3 separate regions of the Homo sapiens genome follow, and regions 1 and 3 are each linked to region 2. A link is an interaction called in ENCODE POLR2A ChIA-PET data of the cell type or tissue named here. Cell type or tissue: MCF 10A. All regions are shown on one strand. Links, peaks and the distances in the headings refer to the core of each region. The heading gives the core; the rest is flanking DNA. Region 1 has its middle 8.6 kb from the start of LINC02015. Region 2 overlaps LINC00578 (long intergenic non-protein coding RNA 578). Region 3 overlaps LINC00578 (long intergenic non-protein coding RNA 578).

Evidence for each region. Peaks named below come from ENCODE experiments on the same cell type or tissue, not always from the same donor. Only the 100,000 strongest peaks of a DNase experiment are listed, where the experiment ranks them.
Region 1: POLR2A ChIA-PET joins it to region 2 with 9 read pairs; 1 of 35 experiments calls an interaction of 5 or more read pairs at or near these places.
Region 3: POLR2A ChIA-PET joins it to region 2 with 6 read pairs; 3 of 35 experiments call an interaction of 5 or more read pairs at or near these places.

What each region holds. Positions count from the first base shown.
Region 1 is chr3:177,804,049-177,812,523 of GRCh38, reverse strand. No RefSeq gene overlaps it. Among named protein-coding and RNA genes, the nearest start is that of LINC02015, 8.6 kb to the left of the region's middle. In MCF 10A, for the core only: no CTCF peak of the experiment used is centred there; DNase peaks (open chromatin) are centred at 2,183 and 5,173.
Region 2 is chr3:177,585,604-177,594,078 of GRCh38, reverse strand. The region is part of intron 2 of LINC00578 (long intergenic non-protein coding RNA 578); the gene reads right to left. Among named protein-coding and RNA genes, the nearest start is that of LINC00578, 150 kb to the right of the region's middle. RefSeq lists silencers at 3,932-4,132, 4,932-5,132. In MCF 10A, for the core only: no CTCF peak of the experiment used is centred there; DNase peaks (open chromatin) are centred at 298, 1,188, 2,498 and 3,958.
Region 3 is chr3:177,494,749-177,503,223 of GRCh38, reverse strand. All of the region lies in intron 1 of LINC00578 (long intergenic non-protein coding RNA 578), which reads right to left. Among named protein-coding and RNA genes, the nearest start is that of LINC00578, 57 kb to the right of the region's middle. In MCF 10A, for the core only: no CTCF peak of the experiment used is centred there; a DNase peak (open chromatin) is centred at 4,793.

The DNA.
Region 1 (8,475 bases), core at 323-8,322, 220 kb before region 2:
CAAGCCATCTTTCCATTTCATAAAATTGACAGGCAATGTCATAGATAAGTGTAGGTTAAGGATTGTTCTAAACATAGTAATTTCATGGCAATAATAGATGAAAGTTTTGCAGATTTGCATACAACTCCAATATCAAAATTTTTTATCTTCTTTTTATTCCAAGGCAAAAGATATTTTTACAAAAATCTCTCATAAACAAATTTAGAGACAACCACAATATTGACACATCTCATCTATAATTTTGTTCCACCAACCGAGCAAAGTATCTGTACTTCTTACTGTAACCAAAAAGACAAATAGATAAAATTCAGTGCTCACATTTCAGATAGCTTACAGATGCAGTAAAAAAAAAAATTACAGAAAGAAATCAACAATATAAAGTGAATTTATCCAATTTACCAAACACCATTACCCTTTCCAGCTACTGTGACCTCTGACTCAACATGCAATTGTTAGGCATCTATTTTTCACAAACCACAATGCTAGGGGCTGTACCTTGTATGTGACTGGATTCTGCCATAGCCAGAGAACAGTCTTTAAAAACAAATCTTAGTTTGGACACTGGTTTCACTGTAACCTAGGAATTTAACCTCCTTGGGCTTTCACTTTTAGCTCTCGTAATATCAGCCTAAACATAACTACCCTGTATGGTTGTGTAAAGTTAAATGCAATAACTTCACACCAGCACCCCCTTTCTACCCACAATCCCCTAGAAGTTATGATTAGGATAATTATCTTCAGTCTGTTACCTATTGAGTTCTAGCATTCCTCTTAAGTGGCTCTTGGGATGGCAGAAGATATAGACACTGTTTAAACCTTTTATCTCTTTATTGTATTCTGGGTTGACACAAATTTTTTAAAAATAGATTCCAGCCTTTTATTTATGTATTTATTTATTGGAAAAGACATTTAAGCTAAGTGCAGTGGAGCACACTTGTAGTCCCAGCTACTCAGGTAAGTGAGGCAGAAGGATCACTTGAGCCCAGGAGTTAGTTGAAAGGTAGCCTGGGCAACATAGTGAGATGCCATCTCAAAAAAGAAAAGGAAAGAAAGGAAATTTCCTACTTTTCTCACTATTATTCATGTCTCTCTAGAAGCAAATACTTGTAGAAAAGTTAGAGATAAGGGATAATAATCTTCTTCCTCTTCGCCTCCGTTTCAGTCTCTCTCACCTCTTTTCTTCATGGATGAGTGAGCTCACAATTCTCCCTTCAACATAGATACTTTACAGGAGCAAAATGAGGAAGTAAAAATTACTACAAGAAGAAAGTACGAGATCAGGCCATATTATCCAGCATTAACAAAAAAGTTTAACACATTTCTATGGCCTGTGATATCTTTAAATATGTCCATAGACATCATTTTGGGTGAACTCTACAGCCAATTTGACTATGAAAAAATGAAGAAAGAATGATTATCTCCATTAAACAAATAGGGAAGCTGAGGTTTCATGGGACCTAAAGAAAAGAGAAAATAGAGGAGAGAAGGCATCTTGCTTTCTAGCAATTGACATCCTGTTTTTGGCCTATCCACCAAAATATATGCCAATCAATTGAAGCATTATTAATGCATTACCAACATCAGGAAAATGCTAGAAATATGTATGTCGGATGAGTGTTTCTCGTTGGATTTTAAATATTTATCATTAGACTGCAGTATATATAGGTTCTTCGTTTCATCTCTCCAGAATGAGAATTATTCACAATAAACTTAAGCTTTAAATTCTTATTTAAACAATTGAGTACCCCCCCAACAGTATTTGTTGACACTTCTCTTGAGCTATTTTCTTTCTACTTCTCCGTGTAACTCATAGCCTATTAAGAAAAATAAATTTGAGCCAAAATCCTCAATTTAACAAAACAGGGAAAGAATTAAAATTATATCGTTCAAAACAACAATGATCAAGCAACAAAGAACCCTCAGTCAGAGTTCAGAGGATGTTTATGCACTAAGAGGAAACGCTGTCTTTGGCATGAAGAGGGGTTATTGAAATGATCTAATTTCAGACAAGGTACATAACTGAAGTTGTAGTCCAAGTTTATTGTAGTTCAGTATCTTTTTAATTAGGTAATTTTAAGTTTATAGTTTTGAATCATCAGGGAAAAAAATTGCAACATAGTCTGTTTAGAGTCAAGGCATGCTGCTGACACATTCAAAAAGTCCCGAACCTTCATAAATAAACACTGCCAATGTTTATTTCAAAACATCTGAGAACAAGGAAAGAAGAGATTCTCTGAATGCTTCAGATTGGAACTGTTTGTGCTGAGTCATCTTTATCTGTAGATCCCTTCTGAGATACAGTGGAGTGTGTTCAGTACCTACCAAATGCACAGATACGAATAATTATGGAAGGAGAATCTCATTACAAAACTTTTTTTCTACCTAAAACACTGCCAAAAAAATCTGGAAAAATAATTTTCTCTATAACTAGGTAAAATGGTTTTTATTTTCAGGGCTCTTAGAAATAACTTTTTCGAAGAGAAAACTTATATAAATTGAATCTGGAATCTTGTTTCTTCATTTCTCTTACATTTGGTGGGGAGGTTTTTGTTTGTTTGTTTTTTGTTTGTTTGTTTTAGACTTACCATGACTTTATAAATTGAGTCTATAAGGCTAGCTTCTGAGGTTATTTCTCTCTACCTCGTAGAAACTGATTCAGTGGTTTTCACCAAGTAAATGGTGGGGATATTTTGACTTCACTGGCCAAACCACTGGACAATACCTTAGCCTTGCTAAAGGGAAAATAGCAAACAATTTTCTGTTAGTATGTGTTATTCCACAGGAAAAGATTATGAAAGCTGTAACTTTTGTCATTCTATAGCTAGTGTACAGTCTCACAAATATTATTAGTATTACCTCTCAGAGTTTAATTAAATATTATGTTCATGTCCAGGAATAAACAGAAAATAACATTGTACACATCCTGAAATTTTCCTTTTAATAAGCTGTCCAAAGGTATATGCATTGTTCTCAGAGGTCGGGACTTGAAAGCAGCTTATGTGATTTTCTCTCATTTCCTTCATGCAATTCAGCATTCCAGAAACATTTATTATCAATTAGTATTGAGAGGTGACAGCGTGCTGTCAGCCCTCGCAGCCCTCGCTCGCTCTGGGCACCTCCTCGGCCTTGGCGCCCACTCTGGTCGCACTTGAGGAGCCCTTCAGCCTGCCGCTGCACTGTGGGAGCCCCTTTCTGGACTGGCCAAGGCCTGAGCCGGCTCCCTCAGCTTGCCGGGAGGTGTGGAGGGAGAGGCGTGGGTGGGAACCAGGCTGCCCAGGGCACTTGCGGGCCAGCCGAGTTCCGGGTGGGCATGGGCTCCGCGGGCCCCACACTCAGAGTGGCCGGCCAATCCCGCTGGCCCCGGGCAGTGAGGGGCTTAGCACCTGGGCCAGCAGCTGCTGTGCTCGATTTCTCACCGGGCCTTAGCCGCCTCCCCACAAGCAGGGCTAGGGACCCGCAGCCTGCCATGCCTGAGTCTCTCCCTCCTCCCCCCGCCCCCGCCCCCACCCCCGTGCCCAGAGGAGCACCGCCCCCTGCTCCACGGTGCCGGGTCCCATCGACCGCCCAAGGGCTGAGGAGTGCGGGTGCATGGCTGGCAGGCAGCTCCACCTGCAGCCCCGGTGCAAGATCCACTGGGTGAGGCCAGCTGGGCTCCTGAGTCTAGTGGGGACTTGGAGAACCTTTGTGTCTAGCTAAGGGATTGTGAGTGCACCAATCAGCACTCTGCCTAGCTCAAGGTTTGTCACACCAATCAGCACCCTGTGTCTAGCTCAGGGTTTGTGGATGCACCAGTTGGCACTCTATCTAGCTAATCTGGTGGGCACTTGGAGAATCTTTATGTCTAGCTAAGGGATTGTGAATGCACCAGTTGGCACTCTGTGTCTAGCTCAAGGTTTGTAAATGCACCAATCAGTGCTCTGTGTCTAGCTAATCTGGTGGGGACTTGGAGAATCTTTGTGTCTAGCTAAGGGATTGTGAATGCACCAATTGGCACTCTGTATCTAGCTCAAGGTTTGTAAATGCACCAATCAGCACTCTGTCTAGCTTAGGGTTTGTAAATACGCCAATCGGCACTCTGTATCTAGCTCATCTAGTGGGGAGGTGGAGAACTTTTGTGTCTAGCTCATGGATTGTAAACACACCAATCAGCACCCTGTCAAAATGGACCAATCAGCTCTCTGTAAAACAGACCAATTGGCTCTCTGTAAAATGGACCAATCAGCAGTATGTGGGTGAGGCCGGATAAGAGAATAAAAGCAGGCTGCCTGAGCCAGCAGTGGCAACCCTAGGGCCCTGTCCCATTCCAGACTGTGGAAGCTTTGTTATTCGTTCTTTGCAATAAATCTTGCTACTGCTCAGTCGTTGGGTCCACACTGCCTTTACAAGCTGTAACACTCACCATGAAGGTCTGCAGCTTCACTCCTGAAGCCAGCGAGACCACGAACCCACTGGGAGGAATGAACAACTCCAGACGCGCCACATTAAGAGCTGTAACACTCACCGCGAAGGTCTGCAGCTTCACTCCTGAGCCAGCGAGACCATGAACCCACCAGAAGAAACAAACTCCGGACACATCCGAACATCAGAAGGAATAAACTCCAGACACACCGCCTTTAAGAACTGTAACACTCACCGCGAGGGTTCGCGACTTCATTCTTGAAGTCAGTGAGACCAAGAACCCACCAATTCTGGACTCAGTATGTTATAGACCCCATACCAGGCCCCGGGAGTGGAGAATGGGCTATGATCACTGCCAGCAAGATTGCCATTATCTAGCAGATAGAAACAGGTTTGTAAAGAAAAAGTTAAGTATGTGTGATAAATCCATAAGATACAATGAGGATTCAAAGGAAAGACATTTTTGGAATGTGCTAGTAGAATCGTTGACTCTTAAGTAGAGTAGGCTGGATTTTTTCTTGATTCTTCAAATAAATGTATTCTTCTATGACATTCTCAAAAAGACTAAGTTGAAAATAATTTTAAAATATGAAACTGGAACAAATATTAAAATTTTAGTGTTAACTCATACTCTAAAAGCAGATCATTTGTTAACTCTATTTTATGCAAAATAACACACCTCTTAGAAGAGATACATTTATAAAGTGTCTTTCATTTTTATAGCACAGCGTGTTCCATTTAGGGCCAGTCTCGCAAGTTAGAGTTGGGAAATTTTCCCATAAGAATGACACATAGCTATGTCAAGGAGTTTGAAGACAAGCGTGTTTGCAATAGCACCCACGTAGAGAGAACAGAGTGATCAAAAATCAAAGGATCAAAAAAAGAACGCTCAGTTCAAATAACTGCAAATTAAATCTTCCTTTTTGCCAGTTAAGGTTCTTCACACCAGATTCTACCTTTTTGTGAATAGATTTCGCTTGTGTTTTCATTTTCTTATGTTATCACAATTCATGGCTGAAGGAAAATTCACGGCATGGCATCCCTCTTCAGATGTTGATAAAAAAAATCTGCAGACTTGAAACTTTTTTTTCTGTCTAAACAGAATTCTTTTTTCCCTTTGAGTCCTTTCATGCTCAGCTCCTTATCTGAGTTCAGTAGCAGGCATATTTCCTTAAGGGCATCAAAATGTACACTTTTCTCACTAATTAGGCATTTTAATAGCTAAAGCTAAGAAAAAAAACACTGAGAATACCAAGTGTTGGTGAGAACAGGAGCACCTGGAACTTTTTTCTGTTGCTGTTGGGAATATGTAACAATCCAACCACTTTGGAAGATTATTTGGCAGTCTCCTGAAGAATTAAACACACCCCATGGCTCACCAACTCCACTCTTTGATATGCAACTAAGAGAAATACATGCATGTGTCTATCTTAAAAATAAACAAAATGAAAATTTATGTTAAGAATATTTATAGAAGCTTTTTTATAGCCATAAACTAGAAAAAAAATTGAAAGTTTTTCTAGTCTTCACCAGAGTGAAGGGCTGCTGACAGTTCTCTAGTTCATCAATCGGAGAATGGATAAATACCATGTATATCTACACAATGAAATACTTTCAGCAATTTAGAAAGGGCAAATTACTAATACATCAATGTAGATGAACCTCAAAAATTCTGTGTTAAATAAAAGAAGGCAGAAAAAATACATACTGTATTATGTAATTATTTAGCTGAAGAATAAACAAAACTAATCTATGGAGATAGAAGTCAGAACAATGGTTTCCTCTGAGGTGGAATATTGCCTGGGAAGGGGCATGGTGAAGCTTTCTAAGTTGATGGAAATTATCTTAATCTTTATCTAGGAGTAATTACAAGAGGATGTAGATATGTTTGAAGTCAATCAGCTTATAAGTTAAGATTTGGGCATTTTACTGTAGTAAGTTATACTTCAAGAAAGGAGACTGCAAAATTCCTAAATATTTTTAAAGAGTCTAACTTTTATATTGGAGAACAGCAAAAAACATAAAGAAAATATGTGACTGAAGTTTTAATCAAAGAACGTAAAACTTCTCCATGTCTGGCAAATCCAATGAGTCAAGTAAAAAGGCCCAACTATGATTACTTCCTGCTTAAAAATGAATGGTTAAAAACTGAGAAAATAATCAGTGTAAACATGAGGATAACTGTTCAGTGAAAACCTTGACTGAATTTACAGATAAACTGGTCTGATTTTCAATCAGAGAAGCTAGCTACTTCAAGTATGTTAAGCAAAGTGGCCTAGGATATCCAAGAAGAAAAAGTTGGTGAACTTTGCACAATAATCTGAATTGGCGAGTAGTGGTACTCAGCTGTGACTGTAAACACCACAGAAGAGAAAGATTCATGGTATACAGAACTTCAAGGTCATCTGCGTCTACTTTGCGTGAAAGGGGAGTTGGTTGGGGTAAGAAGCCACACGTTTATGAGGAGAAACTAGTGGTTTGACTGGACCGTCAGAGCCCTTGAAGAAGAAAGACTGAATGGCTGGTGACAAGGAAGTCTGATCTCCCCATTAGATAAACTTTACTACTGATATGAAAGTCTGCATAGGGATTCCAGGGAAATTCTTTTTTTTTTTTTTTTTTTTTTAGACGGAGTTTTGCTCTTGTTGCCCAGGCTGGAGTGCAGTGGCGTGATCTCAACTCCCTACAACCTCCACCTCCCAGGTTCAAGCGATTCTCCTGCCTCAGTCTCCAAAGTAACTGGGATTACAGGTGCCTGCCACCACACTCGGCTATTTTTTGTATTTTTAGTACAGAGAGGATTTCACCATCTTGGCCAGGCTGGTCTTGAACTTCTGACCTCGTGATCCACCTGCCTGGGCCTCCCAAAGTGCTGGGATTACAGGCATGAGCCACCGCCCCGCTCCTGGCCTCCACGGAAATTCTAACATTTCATCTATGCCTCCCAATACAAAGATGTTCCCTGAAATATCAGGCCTATTGTCCTAGGCAACCACAGAAACCTTTCCCAATACCACCACCTCTTTTTTTTGTCATTTGACTCATGGGACTACAACCAGAAAGTCAAAAGGGGATCTTCCATGTCCGCGGGGTCTTAATTCAGACTTCTGGCGGCAACATTCTTCTGTCGCGTACAAAAACCACTGAAATAAAGGATCCTAGAGTCATAGAGGTGAGAAAAAAAAAAAAAAAGCCTTGGAAGTGGATGATTAGGTGTAGTCAGCAGACACATCACGCATTCTCCATTCATTGTTCCCAGATCTAGCCTTTCTAGCCAAGGGAGGAACCTAGGCAGTTCAGTCATAGGAATAATAGAAAATGACTAAGACTTGGTCAGTGGAAAACGCAACCAAGATCCCCGCTTCTACATCTCTCTTTCCTGCACCCTGCATTCCCATGCCACGGCATTTTAAAGCAGCCCTCTGTTACAACAGCCCCCTGCTCCCTGCTCTGCTCATATTCCCTCTGCTGAAATGTTCTTCCCCCAGATATCCATGTGGCTCATTTCTTCATTTCCTTGAGTCTTTGCTCAAATGTCACATTCCCAGGAAAGTCTGCCTTTACCACCTTACTTAAAAATTGCAAATCCCCTGGCCCCTGAACCCCCCCTCCACCAACTTAACACCCCGGGTCCGTTTTCCTCTGCTTCACTAGGTGTCACTAGCCCTTATCACATTGTAGCATACTACAGAATTCACTTATTTATGTATTTATGTTTATTTTCCATCTCCTTCCACTAGAAAGTAATCCCCATCTTCTTTTTTCACTCATGTATTCCTGGTCCCCATAACTGCAGCTGGGACTCAATCAATGCTCGCTAAATATTTGTTGAACTATTCCGCTGAATAAGTAAATAAATTCCACAGACTGAAAGCTATGAAGGTGCAGGGACTAATGTGTATTCATTTTTGTATTCCTTGCAATCAGTGTTGTACTTGGCACATGCTAGGCTCTCAAAAAATGCTTGTTGAATAAACGAATGGATGGAAAATTTAATCCCAAATTGAAATAGCTGAATGTATTTTTTCTACTGAAGTGGAGATTCCTGCACAGTATAGGTGGTAAATCAGAGGAAGG
Region 2 (8,475 bases), core at 275-8,274:
GTTGAACTCAATCTCTCTCTGAGTGCAAGACCCATTGCCATGGTCCTTTTACCCGTGACAATGACCCTGCATAATGTCTTCCTTATCATGCTTTTAAAATTGTCATTGAATAATTTTTTTCTTTAACAGATAGACACTTTTTATATTTGTGCTATTCAATGTAGCAAATTACTAGACACATGTGGCTGACAAGCACTTAAGGTGTGACTAGGAAGTGAAGTTTAATATTTTATTTTAATTAACTTAAATTTCAAAAGCCCCATGTTGCTAGTGACCATACGGGAGAGCACAGCCCTAGGGGATGACAAAGTCCCATGATGAAAGAGATCTAGATTAAATCACTATTTGGAAGGGAGCCACAAAAAAAAAAAAAAAAAAAAAAAAAAAAAAAAAAAAAAAAAAAACACCATGATGCCCACCAGACGTTGGTGAGAGCAAGACATAAATATTTATTGTTCTAAGGTTTAGGAGGCTGTAACAGCAGGTAGTTTTAATTAATACTGATAGGTACTCTTACTTTAACCATTTTATCCACACGGAAACTGGGACACACACAGAAGTTAAGTAACTAGACCAGGCGCAGTGGCTCATGCCTGTAATCCCAGCACTTTAGGAGGCCGAGGCAGGCAGATCATCTGAGGTCAGGAGTTCGAGACCAGCCTGACCAAAATGGAGAAATCCCGTCTCTACTGAAAATACAAAATTAGCCGAGCATCGTGGTGCATGCCTGTAATCCCAGTTACTCGGGAGGCTGAGGCAGGAGAATCGCTTGAACCCGGGAGGTGGAGGTTGCTGTAAGCCGAGATCGCACCATTGCACTCTACCCTGGGCAACAAGAGTGAAACTCCATCTCAAAAAAAAAAAAAAAAAAAGAAGTTAAGTAACTAGCCCAAAGTCACATGGCTACTAAGTAGTGGGACAAGAATAGAGCCGGGCAGTCTGGCTAGAGAGCGGTGCCTGTGAGCAAAAGAAAAGGCATAGTTTATGATCCGGGCATCATTACCTCACATTAAAATATATATTTGTAAATTTGCTAAATTATATAATCCCTTTCCCATGTGGCTCACAAGGAATCAAATCCTTAGACAGCCTTACCAATTACAAAAGCAGGCATGCGCATTTCTCACCCACATCAAACCTGCTGTCTGGTTTCTCTGGAAATGACAAGACACTCTGCCATAGGAACACAATGAAAAGTGAGTCAGTTGTGCCCAGACTGAAGGAACGAGAAGTTCTGTAAATATGAAACAGATGGGATTTCCGGAGCTGTTCTCATGCATTTTGGCAGTTTTCCGATGAGCTAGGTTTTTAAAATCCATTTGATTTTTCACGAGGATCTGAGTTGATTTGAACTGATAACAATTGCCTCGAGCCTTGCTCATCCACACTATCCTTCATATTAGGTTGGTGCAAAAATAATTGCGGTTTTTGCCATTACTTTCAATGGATCCACTCATAAGATAATGGATATTCTCATCTCCCCTTTGAGCAGCTGTAATTTAGCCTGATGGCCTCAGCTGATGCACTGACTTATAAATTAGGCTTGCAGAAGACTCTAGGATCTTCTTTCCCTGAGGTCTCTTCAGTACTTACGTACTCAGTTTACAATATGATAATATGCTCCCACGTAGACAATGTTTGTAAACATTCTTATGTATACAGCTCACAATAAAGCAGGTACTGTTTATTGAGCATCAACTTTGCATGAAGCAATTTATCTATATCCTCTTACATAATTCCTAACAAAATGGGAAATAACATCATTATCCACTATTTAATACTAACAGCAAATGGTTGTATAGTCTTTCAATGAACCAGGTATCTTTCCAAGTTAGTTAAGTCATAGCTCAGTCTTCACGAAAATAAGAAAAGTACTATAATCATTATCACTATTTCACAGATTGGAAATTGAGGGGAAAAGATGTTAAATAACTTGCCTAATGACACAAGGCTAATAAGAAACAGAGCCAGGATTTCAAACCCAGGCATTCTGGCTCCAGAGCTATACCTTTGAACTCATTACTATACCTCCTCTGTTTTCGGTTCAGAAAACACTTGCTCAAGAGTACAAAGCTAATACAGGATCATGTGGTTCCACATCCCAGGTTCTTTTCTCCCCATCAGTTTCCCCAAACATCCCTTGTCCTAAGAATCTCTCGTATAGCTTATTAATAGAGAAGCCCAAAGGTGGTTAGGTTCTTTTCAGAGGAACCAAGCAACTGCAGAAACTGCACATTGAACAAGAGGCACCAGTGATCCTGAAGGTCAGGCAGCCTTGGGAGCCACTGCCCTGCTCCAAAGAGCTCCCTCCTTTAGACTCTGAGCTCTTCAACGGGGTTGTGGACCTCTAAGGCAGTGGAATGTATAGCAGTTTAGTCAACTTCATGGATGCACCAGGGAAGTGACTGGTGTTTGGGAGTAGCATAGTTTTTGTGGGCTTTCGCCACCTCTTCCTGTGTGAGAGAATGTGGATATGTCTGAACATGTCATGTGTGTGTTTCTCGGTCTTCCTGCCCAGCCACTTCTGCCCTATTTCACTTTACCCCGCATGGGGCTTGTCTGTTCCCTATTTGGCCTCCCACTCTTTGTTCCTCTCCATTACCAGATGTCAGGAACTTGCAACTGATTAGCCAGCTCCTGCCATTACAAGTCAGTCCCTGCCAGTGTCAGTAACCCAGGATAGGAAATGTAGGTGGGGTCTTAAAACTAACAAACCCTCTGGCTCCAGGTGCCTATATATTGGAGGAGCAAAGAGAGGAGGGAGCTGGCCCACCACCCTGGGCCATCCCAAGGAAAGACTTAAAATATTAAAGTACCTAACTAGATTGACTTAGGACTGAACCGGTCATTGTGCCAGTGTGAATTCAGTTGCCCCCAGCAACCTCACTCCCATCCCTTTTATTCCCCTGCCCTTCCTTCTTTCCCTGGGGTTTTGCCACATCCTGAGCACTTTTAGATTCCTGTATGTGGATAATGTCCCAGGATGTGTGTATGTGGGGAATAATAGTGTTTATTTGGAACAAACAGATGGATGAAGCTGAGAGCATCAGAAGTGTCCAAGGGCAAACCACACCAACAGGAATTAGCACAGAAAGTCGTCTTGAAAAAACAACAGACTTAGAATCAGGAAACCAGGCCCTTCAGACCTCTCTCTTCCACTTAGCAGTTCTGTAGCCCAGGGCAAGTCAAGAAACTTTTCTCCATGTGTATTACCTCTACTCCAAAGGAGTAGGTTGGATTGTTTAATCCTGTGGCTCTCTTTCCAGGCTAATATTCTTTTTTTTTTTTTTTTTTTTTTTTTTTTGAGACAGAGTTTCACTCTCATTGCCCAGGCTGGAGTGCAATGGCACGATTTCAGCTCACCGCAACCTCCACCTCCCGGGTTCAAGTGATTCTCCTGCCTCAGCCTTCCAAGTAGCTGGGATTACAGGAGCCTGCCACCACGCCCAGCTAATTTTTGTATTTTTAGTAGAGACGAGGTTTCGCCACGTTGGCCAGGCTGGTCTAGAACTCCTGACCTCAGGTGATCCGCCCTCCTCGGACTCCCAAAGTGCTGGGATTACACGCGTGAGCCACCATGCCCGGCCTCTAATATTTTATGTTTTAAGGCAAATTCCATTTAAATATGGAGTAATAATAACAATTGAAAAGATCCAAGAGCCATGCAAATTTAAGTAAAAGACCAGAAAACTTGAACTAAGAGCTCAGGAGGTCCTTTGCCAAAATAGAGATAAGTACCAGGGAATAATGCAGGCAGCCAGGCTTGATCTCATCATCTGCCCTTAAGCATAGCAGCCTCAATCTTGGCCTCTCTACCTTCCCACCCACTCCCAGGACAACATCTGACCTCGACTACAAGGGAGACTTGGAATTTGCAACCTTATTACCTAGTAATGTGGCTAACCATTTCCAGAAATATAAATATCAAACACTTCATGACAGGTCAGAGTTGAGTCATTCAGGGAAAAAAGCACACAATAGCTGGTATGGGTAGGACCACAGGAAACTTTGATTGAGAAACCTGAAACCTTTTGTCTCTTTCATTCTCTGGGCCACTCATGGATTCAGAACAGAATTGTTCAAGCCTAGCCTTGAAGTAGAGAGGGGGGCGGGTAGCTAATTCTCCGCAGCTGCACTCAATTAAAGTGAGTCCGAGTAGCCTGGCAAAGAAGACTCAAACCCCCAAAGAAATTGCCCAATAAAAAGCCCTGGCCCTGAAAGCATTGATTTGAAGAGTTAGAGGGAAGCTCAGAATGATTTAGGACAGTCTTATTTCATAGATGAGAAAGAGCTATGGGTACCCAGAAATATACATTTTACCCCATCTCACTAAGCCTTAAAATATAAACTATCATTTATACTAAATCTGGAATCTTTTTTAATCTATAGCTTTGGTGCATAATTGGTGCTGTCTTTGTCACATATAGAGAAAGAAGAACTCCTGAATCATAGCAGCTAGTATTTCTATCACATTTTTCTCATTATAAAATATTCCCTTATAGAAACTACTTTTGAGCCTCACCAAAAACAAACAAACTCTATGAGGTAGGTAGTATAATTCTTCTTTAGGGATAAGAAAATTGTGGCCAACATTACACAAGCAGGACATTACAGAGCCAGGGTTTGAATGGAAGCCCAAATCTCAGATTATTTCTACTGCTCCACAGACCCTACCACAAAGTGAATAGCTCAGTTAACAAAGTAAAGACCACAAGAGTGTGTTAAACACGATTTACCGAGGTTAACACACAGCCAGTGCATACTGTCTGGCCAAATCACTTGTTTTCTGTCAGCATCCATTCTGATGAGGAAGAACTGGTTGCTAAATATCCTGAATATCAACCCCACTATTACCAGTCATCATGGTAGACTCATGCAAGGTAAATGAATAGGTAAGCAAGGCAAGTGAATACCCACTCACTGGGTCTTATCTCACCCCACCCAGCTGCAGATATCTAAAATTCCAGGCATCTGAACATCCGCTACCTGTTAAAGTGTTCTTTAATCACCTGCTAGGTATTGACACTTTATGATGAAGGAAGGATCTGAAAGCTGAGCTTTTGACAGGAAGGACAGAAAACACAAGGTTCCCAGGAACCGGAGGTGGGGACAAGAGGGAAAATTGACAAAGCAAGAAGAGACAGGGAAGACTTAGAGTAAAAAAGTGGAGCTCCCAGACAGGATACTAATGTTCACCGAATTCTTTTTTGGATGTCATTGTCAGTGGTTGATGCTTTCTTATTATCACCTAATTTGTATCCTCATTACAATCCTATAATATTGATATGAATCCCATATTACAGATAAGTAAACAGAGTCTCAAGATCAGTCTTTCTTAGTTGACACTTTTGTCTCAGGTCAGTCCTTCAATTTTCACTTTCTAAATTATTTTTGAAAGTATTAATTAATCCCACCTACCACCCCAGTGGAATGTGCTGGGTAGATTTAAAGTGTCCTGCTTTATGGGTGGGAAATGAAGCAGTGAGATTATAAGACATAGTCAAGTCTACATAAAGAGGATTAGGAGGCATCCTAAAAACGATACCTCATCTTGATAACATTTTATCTTTTATCCTAAAGACTATACTTCCTCTTGATAATATTTTAAATTTTTCTGGAAGCTATATTGAAGTATAATTGCACAATGAAACATTGTACTGTCATTAGAAATAATACTGGATGTGAGTTTTCATTGACATTAAAATTTTTCATGATATGGGATAAAGAGTACAATTCCACTGCAGTTTGAAACATGCAGGCATGTACTGTACAAGTGTGTGTGTGTGTGTGTGTGTGTGTGTGTGTGTGTGTGTGTGTGTAATGGGCAGAGACAGAAAGAGGGAAGAGGAAGAAAAGCAAAAGAAGCTGACGAAAAAGAAACAAGATGTTGTTAACCTACCAAAAGGTTAACAACAGACATCTCTGGGCAGGGAAATGAAGAGTGATTTTTCTTTCTTTTTGGGGAGTAGGGGGTCACCTTCATTTTTTCATGTTTGATATGGTTTGGATTTGTTTCCCCACCAAATCTCATGTTGAAATGTAATCACCAGTGTTGGAGGTGGGGCCGGATGGTAGATGTTTGCATCATGGGGCAGATCCATCACAAATGTCTTAGCATCATCCTTTGGTGATAAGTTCAGGTGAGATCTGGTTGTTTAAAAATGTGAGGCACCTCCCCGCACCCCCACCTCTCTCTCTTACTCATGCTTTTGCAATGTGAGATGCCTGCTCCTGCTTCACCTTCTGCCATGAGTAAAAGCTCTCTGAGGCCTCCCCGGAAGCCAAGCAGATGCCAGCGCCATGCTTCCCCTACAGCCTGCAGAACTGTGAGCCAATTCAACCTCTTTTCTTTATAAATTCCCCAGCCTCAGGTATTTCTTTATAGCAAGAAAACTGCCTAACACAACATTTATACTATTAAAAGCATATTACTTATATAATTTAAAAAATGAGTTAAGAAAAAGGTAGTCATCACTTCTAAACTGTGACTAATCAAAGGGAGCGATAGATGGAAAAGTAAGGTATTTTAGTGATGGCAAAGGGCCCTATGGGAGCAGGAATTACAGTTTGATAATGTGAGAAATATTAAAAATTACATTTTGGCAAGATAATACTGGGTTCCTCTCCTGGACTGATGAGTTAGAGATAGTTCGGGTTTGGTAACAAGGCAAAAACAGAGAAACAAATTCATGCTTGCTCCAAAAAACAAAACAAACAATAAAAACCTTGAAACCTTCCTAAGAGCATGTGCTTTTTTAAGATTTTATTAATTTTTAAAGAATTTCTTAACAAACTTTAAGATAGAAGCAGCTTCATATGTGAATGTTGGGTATACATTTTCTGAATACCTCTTACTATGTAATCGGTTAGTAGCTATTTATTAAGTACCTATACTCTGCTTAGCACTCTACTTGCCATGATATGATTTATTTATTTATTTATTTATTTATTTATTTATTTATTTATTTTTGAGACAGAGTCTTGCTCTGTCACCCAGGCTGGAGTGCAGTGGTGCGATCTTGGCTCACTATAGCCTTCGCCTCCCGGGTTCAAGCGATTCTCCTGCTTCAGCCTCCCAAGTAGCTGAGACTACAGGCGTGTGCTGCCACGACCAGCTAATTTTTTTTTTTTTTTTAGTAGAGATGGGGTTTCACCGTGTTAGCGCCAGGATGGTCTCAATCTCCTGACCTCATGATCCACCTGCCTCGGCCTCCCAAAGTGCTGGGATTACAAGCGTGAGCCACCGCGCCTGGCCTTATCTGATCATTTCTAAGACATTCTCACCATGACTATTTAACCCTATACGAGGGAGACACGTGCACTTGATACTCAACTCTGTTATCAAGAAACACCACCACACTTTATTTTTAAAACCCTCTAGTGACATGGAAGACTTAGTGGTTTACTCCTTAAACCACTAAGAAAATACCCAATCACCTGTCATGTGCAACACAAAAGACAAATTAAAAAATAATAATAAATGAAACAAAACAAAACAGTAGCATTATAATGAAGAGCTATACAGCTTTTGCTCAGTTTCTTTACTTCCTAGTGGTTTGGGGCAACAGGGAGAAATGGATGACTGAATTTAGAGTATCTTACTGAATTACAATTCCTTGGAACTAAAAAGCTTTCTCTTGATTATGGTGTAAGTTACCATAAAAGATAAAGTCTAAGAGCCAGTTTCTAGCCCACAGTTGATTTAGAATCCAGGAAATGCTAAGAAAATAAAAGTTATCATTGAATGATTTTCATTTCCCTATGGTCATATTTCTAATGAGTTCAATTTGGGGCTCCATCTATTTTTTTCAGCAATGTACACTTGGGAGTTTGCTACAAAATTATTTATAGTGGAATATCTCAAAATTATTTAGCTGTTCCAATTCTGAGTGGCCATTTACATGCATTCTTGATGAGACTGTCTTGGCTTGGTAGGTATTTGATAAACATGTGTTGAATTAAGTGGAATTGTTGATTTGGTCAGACCTACTCCCAATTATTTGCTCAGAGATATTTCAGGATCTCCGGCATTGAAAGAGAAATTAGAAATGTATGTCTTAAATACATAACAAACTGTGGACGGTGTTTGGTATGACAGGAGCCTAACTTGAATTAACTTGATAAATGAGGAAATTATTAGCACAAAAAATATAAGGAAATGTGGAAAAATGAAAATTATGGAAAGGTCAGGGATATCACTGGTTCTCAGGAATAAATGAAACCAGAACCAGAACCTCAAACAATGCCAAACCTCTCCCTCCAGCTGTCATTTCTGCCTCTCTCTGTGTGGGCTTCATTCTCTCTCAGCACACACTAACTTTCTCCAGATGGAAGAAAACATGGAAACCACCAGTCAGAAACTCTTCATCCCATAGCTTCTATCTCCAGCATGATGTAACTCATCACAGTTTTAGTAAGAAAAACCCCAAGAAAGTGATCTGATTGGACAAACTAGGTTCGAAGTGCCCACCCATC
Region 3 (8,475 bases), core at 402-8,401, 91 kb after region 2:
TCAGTTAAAACTTTTGTTGTTGTGATAAAACAATTAGAAATTTTGGTGGAGCCCAGCATCGTAGTAAAAACAATGATCTCACAAAACTTAAAAACATAGAAACTATGGAGCAGAGCTCTACTTGGAATTGGTTGTGGTGTACATGTAATTCATAAGTCGGTTAATACGAGCTGTGATATTCTACCATTCAAAATAAAAACTATAATTATCAAACTTTACATATATAGGTATACTTAAATCACTTCTATATATAAGTGGTTTAACTACATAAAATTTAGGATGACACATGCTGAAGACAAAAAAAAATTCAATACTGCAATACAAACTTTCTTTTTCTTGATGCCTACAATCAACTGAATATTAGAAATGTTTGAGCCTGGGGGCCAGGCGCAGTGGCGCACACCTCTAATCCCAGCACATTAGGAGGCTGAGGCAGACAGATCATCTGAGGTCAGGAGTTCAAGACCAGCCTGGCCAACATGGCGAAACCCCATCTCTACTAAAAATACAAAAATTAGCCAAGTGTGGTGGCAAGTGCCTGTAATCCCAGCTACTCGGGAGGCTGAGGCAGGAGAACTGCTTGAACTTGGGAGGCGGAGGTTGCAGTGAGCTGAGATTGCCCAGTTGCAGTCCAGCCTGGGCAACAAGAGCAAAACTCCATCTCAAAAAAAAAAAAAAAAAAAAAAAAATGTTTGAGCCATTGAAGAATTTTTTATATTAACCCCAGTGTCCTACAATGGAATTGAATTTTTAAATTAAAAAGTCCTCTAAATTATGGTTGCATTTTGTTCAAAATTAGTTGGAACTCTTTAATAAAAGTACTCCATAAATAAAACAACAAAAAAGTGTTGAAGTTTTTAGTAAATTTTGGTTACTAAAAATAAGGTTTATAACAATAAAGACATTGAAATTTATTCTTCCTAATACAAGGGAGGAACTGAACATATCAAATGAAAAGGGCTTAAAGGGTAAACAAGTTTCTGTTTTCAAATTTGATAATTGTTCTTCAGAATATATTACTTTTAGGGAGATCATTTGACAGAGCAACTATTTTTAATTCAACAAATTTATATTCTGTTCTGGAGTAGAATAAAAAAACTTATAATTTTATAACATTTATATTTGGCAAAACTTCAAAAACATCATAAACACAGATGACTTATTTGATGAGTTTTTGTCTTATAAAAACATTTGTTGAATAAAAATACACTGAATAGAGGGGGGAAACAACCTGAGATGTTTACACATTTTAATATAAAAAAATTTTTTCATTGCGAATATCCTACATCGAGCAGAATTTATTTTGAATATGCTTCAGTTTCTGAAGGGAAAGTATTTTCTTAATTTAAAAAAAAAAGAGAATAATTCATTGGAGTCATCAAACATTCTAATTTATTTACCATAAAATAGAGCTTTGAGGCCGGGAGTGGTGACTTATGCCTGTAACCCCAGTACTTTGGGAGGCTTAGGCAGGCAGATCACGAAGTCAGGAGATCAAGACCATCCTGGCTAATGGTGAAACCTCATCTCTACTAAAAAAAAAATACAAAAAATTAACCAGGTATGGTGGCATGCGCCTGTAGTCCCAGCTACATGGAAGGCTGAACCCAGGAGGCACAGGTTGCAGTGAGCCGAGATTGCACCACTGCACTCCAGCCTGGGCAACACAGTGAGACTACCTCTCTCAAAAAAAAAAAAAAAAAAAAAAAAAAAAACATATATATATATATATATATATATATATATATATATATATATAGCTTTGACTATTACTCAATTTTATTAGAACATTTTAATAAGATTATATTGAAAATACATATATTCTTCAGAAAGATACTAATGGCATGATATTAAGGATAGATTTAGATAAGAAATAGATTAAAATATGTGCCTATACAATTGCCTCAAAAAGAATAAAATATCTAGGAATACAGCTAACTAGGAAGGTGAAGGATCTCTACAAGGAGAACCGCAAAAAACTTCTCAAAGAAATCAGAGATGACACAAACAAATGCAGAAACATTCCATGCTCATGGATAGGAAGAAGCAGTATCATTAAAATGACCATACTGTCCAAAGCAACTTATAGATTTCCAGGTTCAAGCGGTTCTCCTGCCTCAGCCTCCGGAGTAGCTGGGACTACAGGCGCATGCCACCATGCCCGACTAGTTTTTTGTATTTTTAGTAGAGATGGGGTTTCACCGTGTTGGTCAGGCTGGTCTCAAACTCCCGGCCTCAGGTGATCCACCCTCCTCGGCCTCCCAAAGTGCTGGGATTACAGGCATGAGCCACTGTGCCCAGGCAATATTTTTATATTTTAAGAATTTTTTTCAGGCTGGGCGTGGTGGCTCATGCCCGTAATCCCAGCACTTTGGAAACTGGGGTGGACAGATCACTTGAGGTCAGGAGTTCGAGACTAGCCCGGCCAACATGGTGAAACCCCATCTCTACTAAAAATACAAAAATTAACTGGGCATGGTGGTGCGCACCTGTAATCCCAGCTACTTGGGAGGCTGAGGCATGAGAATCACTTGAACCCGGGAGGCAGAGTTTGCAGGAAGCCAAGACCGTGCCATTGCTCTCCAGCCTGGGAGAAAGAAGGAGTCTCTATCTCCAAAAAAAAAAAGATTTTTTTTTCAAAAAGTTTTTAATAGAGTCAACTTGATGGTCAATAAATATTCAAAAGATTAAGTTCCACTTATTTTTAGCACCTCCTTTTACTCTCAAAAGTGTCCCAGTTTGGTTGATGTTGGCTAACTATAGCCAACAGGATAAAGCCACATTCCTTGTGATGTGGCCCTCTGCACCTTTCCAGTCTCCATCCCGTGACTCTTCAAAGCCTCCCAGGCTCGGCTCTCAAAGCTCTACTCCCACACTTCCCTCTGGCTGCAATGCCCTGTGCCCTCATAACCCTGCTGCATTCTAACTCGGCCATTACATCCAACCTAAATATCTTCTTACAGCTTCTGCTGACTTTCTTCTCTTACCTTCCCATCTTACAGCATTAATTATACGCACATATATGTCCTCATAGAGCTTCACATGCAACCCTGATTGTTGTTACAGCGCCACTATTTTCTTTCCTGTCCTCCTTTCAAACTGGATGGGGAAAGCTGAGAGGCCATGGACTTTGACTTCTTTATCTTTGTACATCCAGAGCCTGACGCATTACTGGACACAAACTGGTTATGGCAAATGTTGGTCTAATTAAATGTGTTGTATCACAAAGAAGGCCTTTCAGAACCTCAGAACCTCCTAAAACACACTATGAAGGCATCCTTGTGCTCTATGATTGCGTATAAGGCCCTTCCAGGACCTGATCCTCTAGCTGCTGAGCCCCAGCAGGGCCTGTTTTTTTCTGGAGGACTCATAGGTTCATGATCATCTGCTGGCATGCTCTTGAGAAGGCTCTAGGGTGAATAGATAACCTCAGCTGTCCGGTGATTCATTTCGCTATGTAAAATCTGAAATAATGATAATGTATTTTGCATGTGTGTGTGTAAAATTAACACTCACTTATTCCCAAATAAACCAATAACAATTTCCAGTGCCTATACCAAAAGCTTGACCAACAAAACTATAACTACCAGAAAGGGTAGTGAATATAACCTAACCCTATTTTCTTTTTTTTCTTTTTTTTTCTTTTTTTTTATTATACTTTAAGTTCTAGGGTATGTGTGCACAACGTGCAGGTTTGTTACATAGGTATACATGTGCCATGTTCATTTACTGCACCCATCAACTCGTCATTTACATTACATATTTCTCCTAATGCTGTCCCTCCCCCAGCCCCCCACCCCCTGACAGGCCACGGTGTGTGATGTTCCCCACCATGTGTCCATGTGTTCTCACTGTTCAACTCCGACCTATGAGTGAGAACATGCTGTGTTTGGTTTCCTGTCCTTGTGATAGTTTGCTTAGAGTGATGGTTTCCAGCTTCATGCATGTCCCTGCAAAGGACATGAACTCATCCTTTTTTATGGCTGCATAGTATTCCATGGTGCATATGTGCCACATTTTCTTAATCCAGTCTATCATTGATGGACATTTGATAACCTAACCCTATTTTCTAAAGCTGGTCATAGACTCCCCTTCACTAGGCAAGGGGCCCTTAAGTAAGAAGATGTCCAGCAAAGTGAATCTAAGACATACAAAATGGTGAGTTTCCATATTGGGTTATGTCTCACTCTAACAAAGCCGTCTTTCATTATGGATATAATTTAAAAGTGCCTATATAGGTGTGTATATGTGTATATCATATACACTTTGAATAGATAGCATTATCGATTCACACATCCACAGTCGTCAATAATACTGCGAATTACCTAGGAGACAGCACAGTGGTAATAGAGAGGCCTTGGAGCTAGATAAGTCTGTGATAGAATTTTGACTTCATCTTTTCTTGAGCCTCAGTTTCCTCATCTGTGAAATGTGAATAAACATGCCTGCCATTTAGACCTGTTGAAAGGATTAAAGAAGACAGTACCTAGACAGATAAATAGTAAAGTTGTTACATTTATTACTACAGGATCTGTTATTATTTGACTAGCATGTAATCTACTAATATTGCACAACCTTGATTCTTATTCTCTAAGGTGAAGTAGAGCTGATCGCTAAGTCCCCATTGCTGCCAAATTCTGTTTTCAGTGACATTTTAAGAACAGCCTCCCTCCGCATGTCCACAGGGAACTGTCAGGCCCAGGGGCACCTCTGCTGCTTCCCAGTAGGAAGCTCCCTCGAGAAAGCAAGCAGGGAGCGGGTTTCTATGATCCCACCAAGATTTGGCTGAGCTCCACTTTCAGCCTAGTGACTCATGCACCTTGAGTTGCTAAGGGAATTGAAAGTGTTGCCAAGGAATTTTGCAGTTTGCAGCAGGTGGATGTAGAAATTACAGAACCACTTTCTTCAAATCAGTAGCAGTGGATGTTTGTGCCCACAAGGATGAGGGCACTTTGGCAAGCACCCTAACCAACTTCTCCTCATACTTCAAAACAGACCCCAAACCATGTTTTCACCTTCTAGTGGTATATGAATGCACAGATGCAGAAGTAAAACCTGGTCCTGAGCAGAGGGTCTAAATCTGCAGGCGTCAACAAATATGTTACAACATTTTTTTAATGTGAATGGTCAATTGACTTTTATGAAACTGAATATTAACTGATAAATGATTACACTGTTCATCAATTATTTCACTTTAGATATAATCTGAAATCTTTCAAAAGATGTTTGTCTCTCCTTATCAATACAATTGATTGTTTTATCTCAGTGCTGCATTTTCGGCAATTTTCTCATATCTAACTTTCGGTTTATAAATTTTTTTGCTTTAGCTGTCTTTAACCAGCTGATTAAACCATGCACTGCATTTCCATTTCAATGACGATATTTTGCAATTCTAGAAAATTTATTTAACTATTTTTGAATTTTTTTTTAGTATTCCGCTTAAGTTTATGTGTTGGTGTTTTGGCTATATCTATTTGTATAGTTTTTTTATGATTGCGCTAAGGATAATGAAATACATACCTAACCTCTTACAGTCTATTTAGATGGAATATTTTACCACTACAAGCAAAACATGGAAGTCCTGCAACCCTTTGCCTTCTCCCGTTTGTGTCACAGCTGTCAGATGCTTTGCATATACATACCGAGAAACCCTACCAAAGTTACAATTTTTTTTTTTATATACGAAGTCTAGCTCTTGTCCTCCAGGCTGGAGTGCCATGGCATGATCTCAGCCCTCTGCAACCTCCCCTTCCAGGGTTCAAACGATTCTCCTGCCTTGGCCTCCCCAGTAGCTGGGATTACAGGTATGTGCCACAACACCTGGCTAATTTTTGTATTTTTAGTAGAGATGGGGTTTCACCATGTTGGCCACAGTGGTCTTGAACTCCTGACCTTAGGTGATCCACGCGCCTCGGCTTCCCAAAGTGTGGGATTACAGGCGTGAGCCACCGCTTCCAGCCACACTATGCCTAGCCAAAAGTTACAACTTTTGCTTTCAATAGTCATACATATTTTAAGAACTTAAAATATTAAGTTCTTAATATTAATATATTAATATTACCAGACAGTTTTTATATTACCCAGTTACCATTCTCTTCCATTTCTGAAGTTTCAAGTTTCTCTAGTATCACTTCCCTTAAGCCTAACTACTTCCTTTAGCATTTCTTTTAGATGGGTCTGCTGGTAATAAATTTTCTTCATTTTATCATCTTGCTGAGCCAATAAGCAGTTTGTTTAATTTCTCCTTCACAAAGGGTGCAAGTAATTAATCGAGTAGAACAGAAAAAGGGTAAAGATTGGATATGGAAGAAAACAGGTGAGTGACCAACGCCATATCTAATGCAAAGCAGCTTCCAATGAAGCCCCTTTTTCTTTTAAGCAGGTCTCAGGAACTCAGCTTTTTTTAGTATCCTTCTGCATTTGTCACTACCAGCCTATCACATGGGGTTCTTTTCCCTAAAGCCAGCCATGGGTAAATGTCCTTTCCCATCAGCTGGAAAGAATAAGTACCCATTCTGTTTATTTCACAGAGTCAATGTGAATGATGCTGCTCAGAGTCTCAATGGTAGCCACCAGGTCCCCAAACCAATATAGAAAGAAGACAGACTTGAACTACAGGGAAATTGAATTGTTAGAAAGTTGTCTTTGCTACCCCATTGATGGAGACAATCCTGAAGTGCAGATAAGAAGAAAAAACATGTAAATTCAAGTTATAGTACACATTTCCCTCTAATTTTCCTGATGCATATGGCTGTCATTGACCCTTCATCACTAGCCTAACAATAATAGTTGGTTTGCAATTTATTTGGATCCTCTGAAGATTGGGAGTTATTGTTAGCAGACAATTTTCCATGGATCTCTCAATATTTCTGCACATCTTATAAGCAGAAGTACTGACGGCCTTTTGTTCTGAACTATCTTTTCAAGGATATTTGTATAGCAAACAGCATGGAAATAATAGACAGTGTGTTTCCCTCCAAAGCAAAGAGCAGGTTGCTTACAGCTTCGCCATGATTTTAAAGGCGATATTTCCCACTGAAGCAAAAGGCAGGTATGCTTACTGTCCAGTGTAATAAAGAAAATGTTTCTCTCTGAAAGCAAAGGTCAAGCATGCTAAATGTATATTACACAAGATTCAGATTCCCTAAGTTCGGGGACTCTTCTGTAACAAACCCATTGAGTGTGCAGTTATTATGTAGCTCCTGTGGGAACTGGAGCTTAGGGATTAGGACAAAAATGCTAATTCTCTGGCTACTGTCCTTTACCTCTGACCTGGGAGTCTCAAGTCTCCAACCAGCATCCTTGAAACTGTGGCTGGCTAACCTGTCAGCTTGCAAGTAGATAAAATCCTAGACCCTCAGAGGTCTTGGCAGTTACAAAATGACCTTCTGTACCTTCCCAACCCTCTCATAGTATTTATTTCTCCTCCAAGAGTGGGATGGCTGCTATGTATTTACATAGCATCTGGCCATGTGCCAATTCACCAGGTCCCCATAGGACTCTACCCCCAGAATTCTATTTCTTAACATTCTCACATAGATGCCAAAAGTAGGCACTAGTTTCTTTGTTTCTTCCCCCTAGTTGTACATCTTTATCTTTAGTATGCATATACTGTATCACATATTTCAACAGCTGCAAGAAGCAGCAAATACATACTAGATCAGTATAGTCTCTGGCCACTATATGCCAAGCCCACACAAATGCATTAGTAAACTTCACTTGAGATTAAGGATGTAAAAACCTTGTGCAAAACCATCTATAAATATAAAGTTTTATTATTATGAGCTCCTATAATACAAGAATTCTGGTTGACCACCTCTGAGCTGGCTACTAGAATTTCCTCATTCCTGAACAGGAGAACTTTAGCTAAGAGTAAATTAGTAAGCGCTCAGGTAAAACAATTGTAAGAGAGCAGAAAAGGCTGGGCGCGGTGGCTCACGCCTGTAATCCCAGCATTTTGGGAGGCTAAGGCAGGTGGATCATGAGGTCAGGAGTTTGAGACCAGCCTGACCAACATGGTGAAACCCCATCTCTACTAAAAATACAAAAATTATCCGGGTGTGGTGGTGCGCGCCTGTAATCCCAGCTACTCAGGAAGCTGAGACAGGAGAATCACTTGAACCCAGGAGGCAGAGGTTGCAGTGAGCCAAGATTGCGCCGTTGCTCTTCAGCCGGGGCAAGAGAGCAAGACTCCATCTCAACCAAAAAAAAAAAAAGAGAGAGACCAGGAAAACAAAAGTATCCTTTGTCAGAAGCTGAAAGTGAACCAGTACCATGTTGAATCTGTCAATACAAGACAGAAGGACAAAATATCATTGTCCTTCTAAATTTTGCTTGCATTTTACTGACAATCTGGTTACTAAATTGTTAGATACAGAATTAACTCTTACGTACTTGGTCTAGCAATGGACCAAATTAAATTAATAGATAAGAAGCAAGTTGCAAAAATTCCCGAGCTATCTTCTTCTTCTTTTG